Regions from separate parts of the Homo sapiens genome. Here region 2 is linked to region 1. Evidence: chromatin contacts called from ENCODE Hi-C or POLR2A ChIA-PET data. All regions are on one chromosome and are shown on one strand. Each heading gives the region's core, a stretch centred on a gene start or an enhancer-like site at or near the end of the contact. The rest is flanking DNA. Distances are from core to core; before and after follow the strand shown. Region 1 overlaps MTMR3 (myotubularin related protein 3). Region 2 has its middle 16 kb from the start of ASCC2.

The links. Hi-C counts contacts between places; a loop is a spot of excess contacts on that map. ChIA-PET counts read pairs that join two places held with the same protein, here RNA polymerase II (POLR2A). Pooled maps may share reads with other maps.
Region 2: a loop to region 1 is called in a map of gastrocnemius medialis, with 4 times the contacts of the local background. The contact joins two enhancer-like sites. A Hi-C loop is called at or near these places in 9 of 168 maps with a recorded cell type or tissue (IMR-90, PC-3, gastrocnemius medialis and 4 more) and 11 of 50 pooled maps. POLR2A ChIA-PET finds 5 or more read pairs at or near these places in 1 of 52 experiments (Caco-2).

What each region holds. Positions count from the first base shown.
Region 1 is chr22:29,991,335-29,997,797 of GRCh38, forward strand. MTMR3 (myotubularin related protein 3) reads left to right here. Exons shown (of 20, transcript NM_021090.4): 7 at 170-336. Among named protein-coding and RNA genes, the nearest start is that of MIR6818, 12 kb to the right of the region's middle. Within about 2 kb of position 3,713, at least 6 of the 41 ENCODE cell types and tissues checked have a DNase peak (open chromatin) inside an H3K27ac peak, as active enhancers do.
Region 2 is chr22:29,850,965-29,857,687 of GRCh38, forward strand. No RefSeq gene overlaps it. Among named protein-coding and RNA genes, the nearest start is that of ASCC2, 16 kb to the left of the region's middle. Within about 2 kb of position 4,952, at least 8 of the 41 ENCODE cell types and tissues checked have a DNase peak (open chromatin) inside an H3K27ac peak, as active enhancers do.

The DNA of each region.
Region 1 (6,463 bases), core at 2,463-4,962:
GTTTTTCTTATAAGTGATAATGAGCATGCGAATGACTGACTGCCTCAGATGCTTTCTTGGTTGTAGTTCCCACTTCACTACGAGTGGGCATTCTTGAAATAATGGCTTTTCTTACATTTCATTTCAACTGTCTTCTGATTACATCCATACTTGTTTGGCTTTACAAAAGGTGTCAGTTTTCAACCTTTGAGCAGTGTCAAGAGTGGCTGAAGAGACTGAACAACGCAATCCGACCACCTGCTAAAATAGAAGATCTCTTCTCATTTGCATACCATGCTTGGTGCATGGAGGTCTATGCCAGTGAAAAAGAGCAACATGGAGACCTGTGCAGACCAGGTACGCCTTTCTGAAATGTGCAAATGGCCAGGGGCTTTATCAAGCTACTGATGGAGGTACTTTTAACATGAAATGGGACACCTAAGCATTCATATATCAATCAGTGTATATTTTAAGGAGCACCCAGCAAGTGCGCAGCATTCTTTTAAGCTTAATAGAACATCTTTTCTGCCTTCCGGGGAAGGGAAGAACACTAGAAGGCATCACAATCTATTGGGCCTAAAAACAGCTCAACTATAATAAGGTTTTATGAATAGTATGGAAGCCTGATAGAAAGGAGCCATGAGTTTTGTATACATGTGTGGGAAGACTTCACATTTAAAGTGGCTTTTGAATCAGCTTTGAAAGTTGAATAGGAGTTAATTGGTGAGAGGCCAGGTTCCTATCAAGAACAAATAGATAGTGGGGTTTGTTTTTTGTTTTTTTTGAGACGGAGTTTCGCTCTTGTTGCCCAGGCTGGAGTGCAATGGCTCAATCTCGGACCACTGCAACCTCCGCCTCTTGGGTTCAAGCAATTCCCCTGCCTCAGCCTCCTGTGTAGCTGGGATTACAGGCATGCGCCACCATGCCCGGCTAATTTTTTATTTTTAGTAGAGACGGGGTTTCTCCATGTTGGTCAGGCTGGTCTCAGGTGATACGCCCGCCTTGGCCACCCGGAGTGCTTGGATTTATAGGCGTGAGCCACAGCTCCTGGCCTAGATTATAGGTTTTAACATGTGACCCCCTCCCCCCCAAAAAAACCAAAAAGAGATGCTGAGCCTGTTCTGGAACCCAGGCTTCCTGACTCCTCTATAGTCTTTGTCCCCCTCACTGTCATTCTCCGTCAGAAATGGCTTTGACCATGTTATTTCTCTGCATGTAGTTTCTTGTAAACTTTATGTGGTCATAAAACTTTGCTGGTCCAACACTGACTTTTAGTGTGTCAGGTTTCAAAGTGAAGTCTTAAATTTCTGTGCAGTGAAAAGTTGTAAGCCTCCTTCAAGTAAAGTTTACTCTTGGGACTTTTTTCTAGAAACCTGAAATTTTAATCCTGAATCTTCAATCTTATAAGTCTGCCCTGGGTCATTTTAAACATTTGAGGCTAATCTTGCTATGCTTTTGTTACTTTGTTCTCTGGCCCCATGACTAATTGAAGCTTTTGGTTCACATTCTTGTTCTATTAAAATGCTTGTAGCATTAGCATTATCTTATGTTTAACAATGCTTTGATAAATACTTTTGTTTGATCCTCATGACCTTGTCAAACAGGCAAGATAGGTTGGTGTCTGTTTTGGGAGCCAAAGAAATGGAGGCTCAGAGGTAAAAAGCCTGTTGTCAAGTCCCAGTGCTAGTCACTGACGACAGAACTAGGACTTAAAACCAGTTCTCAGTTATTCAGACCTGACCATGGTGGATGCTGTGGATACAGAGTTTGAAAAACAAAAGCACCTGCCCTCTTGGAGCCTCAGGGAAAGCCTCAGAATCCCAGCTTCTCACAGGCGTGTCCAGGCTAGCAGAATCCTGTCACCTACGAGAGACCACACCAACCTTGGAAGTTTATGAGAATGTGCTTAAACTGTCTCTCACTTCACTCCGATTGTTACATCTATTTTTTTTCTTTATTGAAATGCCATCACATTTTAAATACATTTTTTCATTTTTTATGGCTCTTTTCAAATTTGGGGGTTTTTCTTAAAGAGAAAGTTTACAAACAGTGATGTGTACAAATCTTACATGTACAGTTTCTGAGTTTTTAACCATTGCATCTTCTTTATTAAATTTTTAGTTTCTACCATCTCCTAGGATAATGAACTTAATGAGTGCATCCTACTGCATTATGTTATATAAGAACTTTAATTTGTTTAAGACCCCTGACTCCAAGACCCCTGACTCCAAGAGGTATTCCCTAATTTTGGGTTGCCAGCATTTACTCAGCAAGATTTGCTTTCTCCTATCCTGTTCTCTCACAACCACAGACTGAAAAGTCCTTATCTTTTTAGGAGAGCTTTTTTAGTCCCTTGATAATTTGAGTTTCTTTTAGATTTCAGCAAACTCTTAGGATATTCCTGAGAGGTACCTCAGTCTAGTCTTTTAATTATGGGTGGCTCTGCCCTGAGGTGGGATGACTTTGGTCCCCAGACCCTTCCCCTTCCTGATGATATCTGGTATTCTTTGGCCATCAGGACATAAAGATATCTACAGTGTTCTCTGTCTTTTCGTAGGTTTGTGATGCAAGGGCATGTGAGGGGTAAAGTACTGACTTAGGAATTAGGAAACCTGAATTTAAATGCGTATTCTACGATTTAGTTGAAAAAAAGAACACTGGGCAAAGAATTTATGCTCTCTGTGCTTTAGTTTCCTTTGTGCTTTAAAGTGGGACATTCATGCTCTTCCTGCCCAGGCTGATCCAGGTATCCTGAAGATCAAATCTGTTAATGCTGCAGAGTTCAATTCAGTAAATGTTTAAGTGCCCCCTATGTGCCATGCTTATGAAAACACTTTGGAAATTATGCAACTACAAGGTAATGCAATCATAACTGTTTGGCTAGAGATTATGAGTAAGGGTTGCATTTTGTTTCTTCCCAGTATACACAGTCCACATTGATGTTAACCTGCCACCACTCAGCATGGAATCTTGTATTTCAGTGACTTGGTTGAATGTATGTGTATGTATGGCTTTTGCCTTTTATGTATATTCGCTGTGGAGTACAAAGGAAAAACTTGGTTTTAATTAAAAACAAACCAAAAAAAAAAAAAAAAAAACACCTCGAGGACATCCAGTCAACCTGTTTCTTTTGTCATTACCTCATGTTGTTGAGCAGTGGCGGTGTATATAGCATTACTCATCAAATATTAGCATACCAGACAACCACATACTTATAAGTCATCTTTAGGATGAGACAACACTTGGGATATTTCAAAGTCATGCCTTTTTATAATCTGCCCCAGTACATGATATCACAAGTGTAGACTCTGAGGGGTGGAAGTTAGTTTAATCTTATAGCAGTTAATAAAGCCTTTTATGGAGTCTTCTCTACCTAGCCTGCTAGAAGTAGAATGTATCAGAGAGGAGAGAAATGAGAAAATTACATAATTGTCTTAGTATTCATATAAATCTTAGTTTCTGGCTGTTGAACCGGTCATAGTTAAGCCGGCTGTACTGTGGTCACAGCTCTAAGGCTTAATCAGCTTTGGAAGAAGTTTCAACATTGCTGTTGGAGTTTACCTGTGAAACCTGCAGAAGCCTTTGCCAAATTCTTGACCCTTCTCTTAGCCCCTCAAACTCTAAAAAAGTGGACTGAAAGCTAAAAGCTTCTCTCCCATGTCCTTAACTTCCTGCTCCTCATTGCAATTGACTTGTTGGTGATGGCTCTGTACTAGAGTGTTAATCTGGAGGCCTGACAGATGACTGGGCAGCTTAGCTGCCAGTTTAGTAGCATCAGGCCTACCTCTCTAACCTCTCTCATGTGAAATGTCCCTTAAGCCCATCTTGTTTATCCACGACTAGCATATGACTCTGGGTCTTAACACTGCTGTGAAGCTGCCTATTTATCTGTCTTCCGGGTTTGAATGCAGTCCAGGAAGTTGCATCTAGAGGATTTACTGTGACCTTTGTACATAGAAAAGCATAATTCCTTTCTCCGTATTTGAAAATCTGCTAAGAGGTAGTTCTTACCTTCTCTGACTCTGGTATTGGTCTGCTTCCTCACCTGCCAGGTAAAGGCCTGTCCCTTCTGTCCCAGGCCTTTTAAGCTGTGTGTAATTGTGGGCTTGACTACTCAGGATCAGCCAGGGAGCTAGACTTTTGGGGGAAAATTTTTTAGATTGCTGATTGACACTGTGTTTGTGATAGAGGGAGTTAGGGAACTTCATTGCTTTTAAAAAGAAAGTTTTCATTTCCACTAAAGTGAAAATTGCTGGACTGTATTATTTTTATTATAAGAAACACTAAATGCTGAAAAGGGACAAAGGCAGATAGGAAGGGTTGAAATGGAAATATAAAGCCAAACAAAAACCTTATAGCCCCAGTATTTAAAGAAAGTTGGGATATCACAATGTATTTAATGTTGAATTGATTGAGACCTGAGAATTCTGAGATGGAGATTTTTAAGGGGAATCCAGCAATAGATCTGTTTGTGTTTATTTTTCTGGCTAAGTAAACGTGAGTGAACATCTCACACAATTTGCAAAAGCTGGTTGAATTCCTGATGTATGTAATGATGTGGTTTTCAAATAGGTTATGATCCAGTAGTGGGTCATGAAATCTAATTTTAAAGAAATGGAATAGAAAATATCAAATTGTGTCACACACATATTAAGAGTGGGTATTGTTTTGTGAAATGCTTTCAAAAAAATAATGTATGTTGTATTAGCTGGGCACAGTGTCTACCTATAGTCCTAGCTATTCAAGAGGCTGAGGTGGGAAGATTGTTTGAGTTTAGGAGTTCAAATCCAGCTTAGGCAACAGAGGGAAAACCCGGTCTCTCAAAAACTGAATAAATTAAAACATGTTTGTTGTATTGTGTTGTAAAACATAATTCTTATTGTGGGTTGTGATGGTCAGTTTCAGAGTTTATGAAGTCACTGCCTTAGAGGATATAAAAATAATTAAAACTCATTCCCATTCCCAAAGAACTCGAAATAACAGATTTTCTATACCTGCTAGTCAGTATATATTTCTGCGTATAGCTCAGAATGTTGTGCTCTGGATGGTGGTTCTAAGTCCTTCTTTGGGGAAATGGTTCTATGAAGTAAATTGCTAGTGATAGTGATTGTTACTGTTATTATTTTGCCAGTGGTTATTTTTAAATCACAAGATCCTTTAAGGGTATCTATGTGTTTTATCCTGAGATAGAGGTGTTAATGTAAAAGATCATTAATGTACAGTTCAAGAAAAGCACAAAAAAAATAAATCATTAATGAAATACTTACAGCTTTTGCAAAGACTTGGAGCTATATCCCAGAGTCGGGGGAAAAAATCTCTTAATGAACTTGGAATTTGCCACAGTTTTGCAGCTTTTAGATTGGGATTATGAATTAAAGACTCCTTGTCTGTTTTTTTTGTTCGTTTTGTTTTGTTTTTTTCCCCTTTTTTTGAGACAGGGTCTCACTCTGTTGCCCAGGCTGGAGTGCAATGGTGTGATGATGGCTCACTGCAGCCTCAACTTCCCTAGGTTCAGGTGATCCTCCCACCTCAGCCTCTCAAGTAGCTGGGACTATAGGCATGGACCACCACAACTTAATTTTTGCATTTTTGTGGAGATGGGGTTGCCCATGGGGTTGACCAGATGTTGCCCAGGCTGGTCTTGAACTCCTGGGCTCAAGCAATCTGCCTGCATCAGCCTCCCAAAGTGCTGGGATTACAGGTGTGAGGCACCGCGTCTGGCCTAGTATTCTTGATGGTCAATATTCCTTGCAATTTGTAGACAGATGGCACCCCAATTCAGATAGTTTTTTCCTGTTTGGAAGCCTGCTACATTGCTTCTAAAACTTTTCCAAAATGGGATGGATTTAGTTTTTATTTCTTCTTGCACCTCATATTCTCTCAACCTCATCTTTTTATAGCTCTCCTTCAGGAAATGTATAATACCTAGCTTGAGCTCAAGAAAAGCAGTTTAAATGGGAAGTAGTTTAACAGAATTGTCTTCCATCCAAGTAATTGCTGTTTCCTATTCTGTAGCTCCTCTCCCAGGGAGAACAAAGCTTTATACTCTGAACACTAAAGTGAAATCTGTTTTGTGCTTTTGTTGTTGTGGTTTCTTCCAGCCCTGCTAGCACTTATTTTACAACCTGTACCACTATATATTAGAGGTTCTGCTTAATATTTTTTAAAATAACATGCTGCCCTAGGACTGTGTATGTTTTCAAGGAAGAAAGTTATTTTAGATTTACTGAATTTATGTTAGCTTCGTTTCTACCTCTGTTTTGCTTTTTTAAGGAAGATAAAGCCAGATTCATTAGGGCAAATATAGCCAGATTATACCAGCTTGGGTGGCTGTTCTTGCAAATAATCAGCACTTAGTAGTATGGTGTTTCCTGAGATTCCTGGCTGGCAGTTATGATTCCATGACCTGTTAACCTGCCATCATCTAAAAGGCTCTGGAAACCAGAATGTTTTTCATACCCTATTTGGTGTCTTGGCTGGACCT
Region 2 (6,723 bases), core at 3,702-6,201, 140 kb before region 1:
AATACTGTCACATTGGCAACACCTGAATTTTGAAGGGGACACATTCAAACCATAGCACACGTTCTGAACAACTGTAGTTCCTCTTCTTAACAGAAGGCTCCCCATGAGGCACAAATTCTAAACCCAAGTCCATGAAGGGGCTCCCAAGATCTGTGTCCCCCTTGAATTATACACAGTTGTGTTTGGGGAATATTTTTCAGTAGAGAGACTGAGAGGCTTCATCTGATTCTCAAAGAAACATCCTCAAAAGTCTAAGAGCAACTCACGCCAGCACCCTGCTGAACCTCTTCTTCCCTTCTAGCTAGAAAAGCCATCTTAAGGCCCAAGAATCTCTGGTGACAGAAACATGGCTTAGTGTGAGGCTGTGAGGCAGGCAGTGGTCAGGGCAATGGTCAGTGGCTAATACATGGAATCAGAGAGAAATATATTCTCAGCTTCAGTTGGTTAGGGACGTCAGGGAAAGCTTCCAGGAGCAGGTGCCAATCAAGCTGGGCTATAATGGACTGTGAAGGTTCAAGAGGCTAAAAGTGATGTGGGGAGGGAAACACAGTCCAGAATTCCCTTCAGGCAGCCCCAATGTCTTCACCAATGCCCATTCCCAAAAGGGGAGCTTGTTTAAATTGTCCAGTATTTGGTGTCATTTTCGTCCAGAGATCATCTTGGATGTAGAGTTTCTTTTTCCCTTTCCCTTTATTTTATTTTTTATTTTTTTGAGTTGGGTTCCCACTCTCACTCAAGCTGGAGTGTAGTGGTGTGACCATGGCTCACTGCAGCCTTGAACTCCTGGCCTCATGTGATCTTCTTGCCTCAGCCTGCCAAGTAGCTAAGACTACAGGCATCGACTAATTTTTTTTTTTTTTTTTTTTTTTTAGAGATGAGATCTTACTATGTTGCCCAGGCTGGTCTCAAACTCCTGGGCTCAAGTGATCCTCCTGCCTCGGCCTCTCAAAGTGCTGGAATTACATTATAGGTGTGAGTTGCTGCACCCAGCCCCGTCTCCCTTTATTTTTTATTATTTTATTTTCTTTTAATTTTTATTTTATATATATATATTTTTTTTTTTTTTTTGACAGAGTCTGACTCTGTCACCCAGGCTGGGGTGCAATGGCATGATCTCGGCTCACTGCAACCTCTGCCTCCTGGGTTCAAGTGATTCTCCTGCCTCAGCCTCCTGAGTAGCTGGGATTACAGGCATGAGTCACTGCACCCGGCTATTTGGCTATTTATTTGTTTTTAATGGAGATGAAACTTTGCCAAGTTGCCAAGGCTGGTCTCTAATTCCTGAGCTCAAGCAACCTGCCCACATGGGCCTCCAAAAGTGCTGGGATTACAGGTGTGAGCTACTGCGGCTGGCCCATTATTTCATTTTTTTGAGACAGATTCTTGCTGTGTTACCCAGGCTAGACTGCAGTGGCACAATCACAGCTAACTGCAGTCTCAGCCTTCCAGGCTGAAGTGATCCTTGATGCTCAGCCTCCCAAACAGCCGGGACTACAGGAGTGTGCCACCACACCTGGCTAATTTTTTATTTTTATTTTTATTTTTATTTTTTGAGATGGAGTCTCACTCTGTCACCCAGGCTGGAGTGCAATGGCACAATCTCGGCTCACCGCAACCTCCATCTCCTGGGTTCAACCTGCCTCAGCCTCCCAAGTAGCTGGGATTACAGGCATGCACCACCACACATGGCTAATTTTTACATTTTTTAGTAGAGATGGAGTTTTGACATCTTGGCCAGGCTGGTCTTGAACTCCTGACCTTAGGTGATCCACCTGCCTCAGCCTCCCAAAGTGCTGGAATTACAGGCATGAGCCACAGCACCCAGTCCCCTCTCCCTTTAGAAGAAAACATAGACTGATTTTGTGATGCCAACCACTGCCATTGGCCCTTTGTCCTTGCTGCTGAATTATTCATCCTGCACAATGAATTATTAATTTCCAATTTTGGAGAGCAAATGCCAGGCAAATAGGTAGAAATGGAAATGGAACTGGGACCCTGGGCATGGAGCCACAGACATCCCTAGGTCCTCCAAAGCACAGGCCACCACGGCCAATAAATTATACAGGAATCCACAAGGGGCTCACCCTGAAATGCACTTGACAGAGGGTGAAGTAGGTACAAGATTATGGTGGCCCTGAAGTGGCTGGGCTCCATTACCCCTGGGCTCTCAGACCTCTCGCTTTCCTGAGCCTTAGCTGTAGCCACCCTTTGGCTGACTCTGGCATAGGGATGTATTGCATATTTAGAGTGGGCTCAAGCAGCATTCTGTGGAGTGACTTGGGTTTGAATCTGAGCCTACCATCCAAGTGACCCTGGATTTAATCAAGCAGGGTTTCTCAATGTCAGCTCTACTGACATTTTGGCCTGGATAATTCCTTGTTGTGGGAGACTGTTCCATGCATTATAGGATATTGAGTACCATTTCTGGCTTCTACTCACCAGGTGCCAGTACCACAGCTCCCTCCTTCCCCTTCCCCACCCCCAAGTTACAACAACCAAAAATGTCTGTAGACATTATCCAGTGTCCCTAGTCTCCTGGGTTGGGGGGAGGGGCACAACATTTCTTCTGCTTGAGAACTACTGGGTAAGTGCCATCAATTTTTTAAATATTTTTTTTTCTCATCTACTGAAGGGGGATCTGAATAGTAGTCACCAGTATGAGAAGGCAATCAAATGAGATCATGGATGTAAAGCCTCAGCTTATTCGGAGTGTCTCTACCCTGGGACTTTTCTTCTATTTATTTATTTTTTGAGACAGAGTCTCCGACTGTTACCCAGGCTGGAGTGCAGTGGCACGATCTTGGCTCACTTCAGCCCCCACCTCCTGGATTCAAGCAATTCTCCTACCCCAGCCTCCCAAGTAGCTGGGATTACAGGCATGTGCCACCATGCCGGGCTAATTTTTGTATTCTTAGTAGAGACGGGCTTTCACCATGTTGGCCAGGCTGGTCTCCAACTCTTACCTCAGGTGATCCACCTGCCTCGGCCTCCCAAAGTGCTGGGATTACAGGCATGAGCCACCGCATCCAGCCTGGGACCTTTCTATTACATGAACTAATGGTTCTCTTTTAGGTTTAAGTTCAGGCTTGGTTAGGTTTGCATTCAGCTTGCAGGTAGCAAAATATCCACCATAAATGGACTTAAACAGTGAAGGGGAACGATTGATTCACATAACTGGAGATCCAGAAGTAAGTCGAGCTTCGAGTTTGGCTGATGCAACAACTCACCTGTGTCCTCAGGCACTGGTTTTGTCTTTGTGCTCTGCCATATATAGTGAGGTGTTCTACTGAGACTGGTTCACCTTGGGGTCTTAAGATGCCCTCCAGCAGCAGCTGGCACCATGGGTTTCCTTCTTCCCATGAGCACAGAAAGAACACACGTGTTCCAGCATTCCAAGGCAGTCTTGAGAGTCAGGCTGGCTGGGCCACTTTGGTCACATGCTCACTCCAAAATTAGTGTCTTCATTCAGTGGAATGGATGTACTTAAACTGGTTAGTTTAAGCCTCTCAGGTCCTACCCATGGGATGGAATCGCATTCCCAAAATACATGGCTGTGTGAGTACTGAAATGAAGATCTAAGCACCTATGATCTAGGGACTGGTCCTGAACTCATCATTGTAGCTGGCAGGGAGGAACAGGCTGTGTTGATCGGCTGGACCTGGGACTTGAGCAACCCTTGGAGTTGGTGTCTTGGGAACGAGGAGAGGTTAGCCTCACCCAATCACAGGAACTGGAAGTGAGAGAGTGGTTTCCCAATCCCAAAATAGAGATGCTGTTCCCAGAAATGGAGGGAGGGATGCTGAACACATGTCTTAGTCCATTTTGTGTTGCTATAACAGAATACTGAGACTGATTTTGTTTGTTTGTTTTTTGTATTGTTTTCTGAGGTAGACTCTCGCTCTGTCACCAGGCTAGAGTGCAGTGGCGCAGTCGCAGCTCACTGCAACCTCTGCCTCCCAGGTTCAAGTGATTCTTCTGCCTCAGCCTCCCAAGTAGCTGGGACTACAAGTGCGCACCACAGCGCCCAGCTAATTTTTGTATTTTTAGTAGAGACAAGGTTTCACCATGTTGGCCAGGATGGTCTCGATCTCTTGACCTCATGATCTGCCCGCCTCGGTCTCCCAAAGTGCTGGGATTACAGGCGTGATCCACTGCACCAAGACAATTTTTTTTCTTTTTTTTTTTTTAAGACTGAGTTGCTCTGTTGCCCAGGCTGGAGTGGAGTCATGTGATCTTGGCTCACTGCAATCTCCGCCTCCCGGGTTCAAGTGATTCTCCTGCCTCAGCCTCCTGAGTAGCCGGGACTATAGGCATGTGCCACCACACTCGGCTAATTTTTGTATTTTTAGTAGAGACAGGGTTTCGCCATGTTGGCCAGGCTGGTCTTGAACTCCTGACCTCAGGTGATCTGCCTGCCTCAGCCTCCCAAAGTGCTGGGATTATAGGCGTGAGCCATCCTGCCCGGACTCAGACTCTACTTTTAGGGGAATCTAGGATAAGTCAAAGATTTTACCTGGTCTGAGATTTAGATTTGTCTATACACTTTTTAGACATGTGAGAAATAAGTATGTTTTGTGTTTTTAAATTGGCCTCCTGCCTGCTGATCAGGGGCTGTGCTCAGAGGATGCTGCACTAAGGGACTGAAAGTCAAGCTTCTGAATTTCCAGCGAGGTCCAGACCTTTCCTGGCAGGAGGCAGCAGCCCGCCAGCTGCTGTGCCTGGGGTGGGCAGGAGGGTGGCAGAAGCGTCCCAACATGAACCGTTGCCCAGAGAAGCTGTCAGGGGCTGACTGCAGGACTTGAGAACTTTATCAACATGTCACCAGCCAAAGAGAGAAGGCGGCTATGCCTCTAGCTGAGCTCCTGTGGTTCTGACCAATGTATCAGGCTACTACTGGTGTGTTCTCAACGCCACTCGGTCATCGAGTGTTTCATTGGGGTGGCTTGCCAGTGACAAGGCACAAAGCAGCTTTTGCAGAGATAGTAAGAGGAAGCTGGAGAATGGGCTGTCTCCTTGTCTCTAGTGGCCTTGCTGTTTCCCTACTGACTATAGACAGACATGTCATAATACGTCTCTGCTCCCCTGGGCTCTGTGCCCTCTGCCAATGCCCACTGATAATCCCTGACGCTGTTTGGATGAGTGCCTCATTTTCTCATCCCTCTGGCCCCTGCCCAGCCACCTACTGTGTCCTCCTCCTAATAGGGCCCTTGGCCACTTCCCCGGGCTGAAAGCTTGCTCCTTGTGGATTGCCAATGAGACCCGCAGGCCCAATACTTTTTGCCTTTGACAATCCTTTAGCTCCGTAACAGAAAATCAGCAGTGCCAGCAGGGCATGAAAACAGCCCAGTTTATACATATTTGTCAATATCTCAGTTTATGGTTAGGCATATCTGGGCAATTTGGAACAAAATAGAATGGTTACTGACGAGCCCCAGATTGATATTTTGTAATGGTTCTCCATGGCAGTTCAAGGAACTGTGTGGGGCATTTAAACCTCTTCAACTGTATCTTATCTTGTCCCATAAACACCCACCGTTGAGTCAACTGTGACTCCATGACCATCTCACCCCTCTAGCTCCCATGCCTGTATCCCAGCTGGTCCCACTGCAGGAGATGTTCTTCCTACTCCTGTTCCCCTTGTACCTGGTATACTTAGAATCATCTTTCAGGTCTCAGCTGAGTGCCATGTCCTCTAGGAAGCCCTTCTGACTTTCTCAAACTGAGTAAGGTTCCTCCTGTAAGTTCCCAAGTTGCCTAAAATAAACCTTAGCACATTGCCTTGTACTCGTCTATTGATGTGTTTGTCCCTCGCAGCAGGTGATAAATTCCTAGACATTCAAGTACTATGTCTAGTTCACCAATCATGTCCTCAGGGCCAAGGCTTGTGTCTGGCACAGAGAAGGTGCTCAGTATTTGTTGAATAAATATTAGCTGGCTTCAAAGTGTCTAATAATTTGAATTGAGGGTACATTGGGAGTTAATGAAATCTCAGGTTTTATATTATATATAAAAGTGAAAGCCACGTCTATAATTCCAGCTGCTTGGTAGACCAAGATGGGAGGACATCTTGAGGCCAGGAGTTTGAGGCTGCAGTGTACTATGATCACACCTGTGAACAGCAATTGCACTCCAGCCTGGGCAACATAGTGAGACCCCATCTCTAAAAAAATAAAAAATGGAAAAATAATTAGTTCATGTGTTACGGTATGTTAATATGGTATGTTAATATTATTATGTTAATACATCAAATATATACTTACATACACAAATATTTTAGACTCACATAACCACAAATTTAAAAAGACTGTATTATTAAAAATGGAAAGAAAATAAATATGCAACAATCTAACAATATAAGCATTGTTTATTTTCCTCCAGCCATATATTTTCCCAAGTGGCAGCATATGTTCTTTCTACCCTCTTACTTTTTTTTTTTGAGACAGTCTCGCTCTGTTGCCCAAGCTGGAGTGCAGTGGCGCGATCTCAGCTCACTGCAACCTCCGCCTCCTGGGTTCAAGTGATTCTCCTGCCTCAGCCTCCCGAGTAGCTGGGACTACAGGCGCACGCCACCACGCCCAGCTAATATTTTTATTTTTATTTTTATTTTTATTTTTATTTTTTTTCCCCAAGGCAGAAGAATTTTTCTTAGTACAGAACAAAATGAAAAGTCTCCCATGTCTACTTCTTTCTACACAGACACGGCAACCATCCGATTTCTCAATC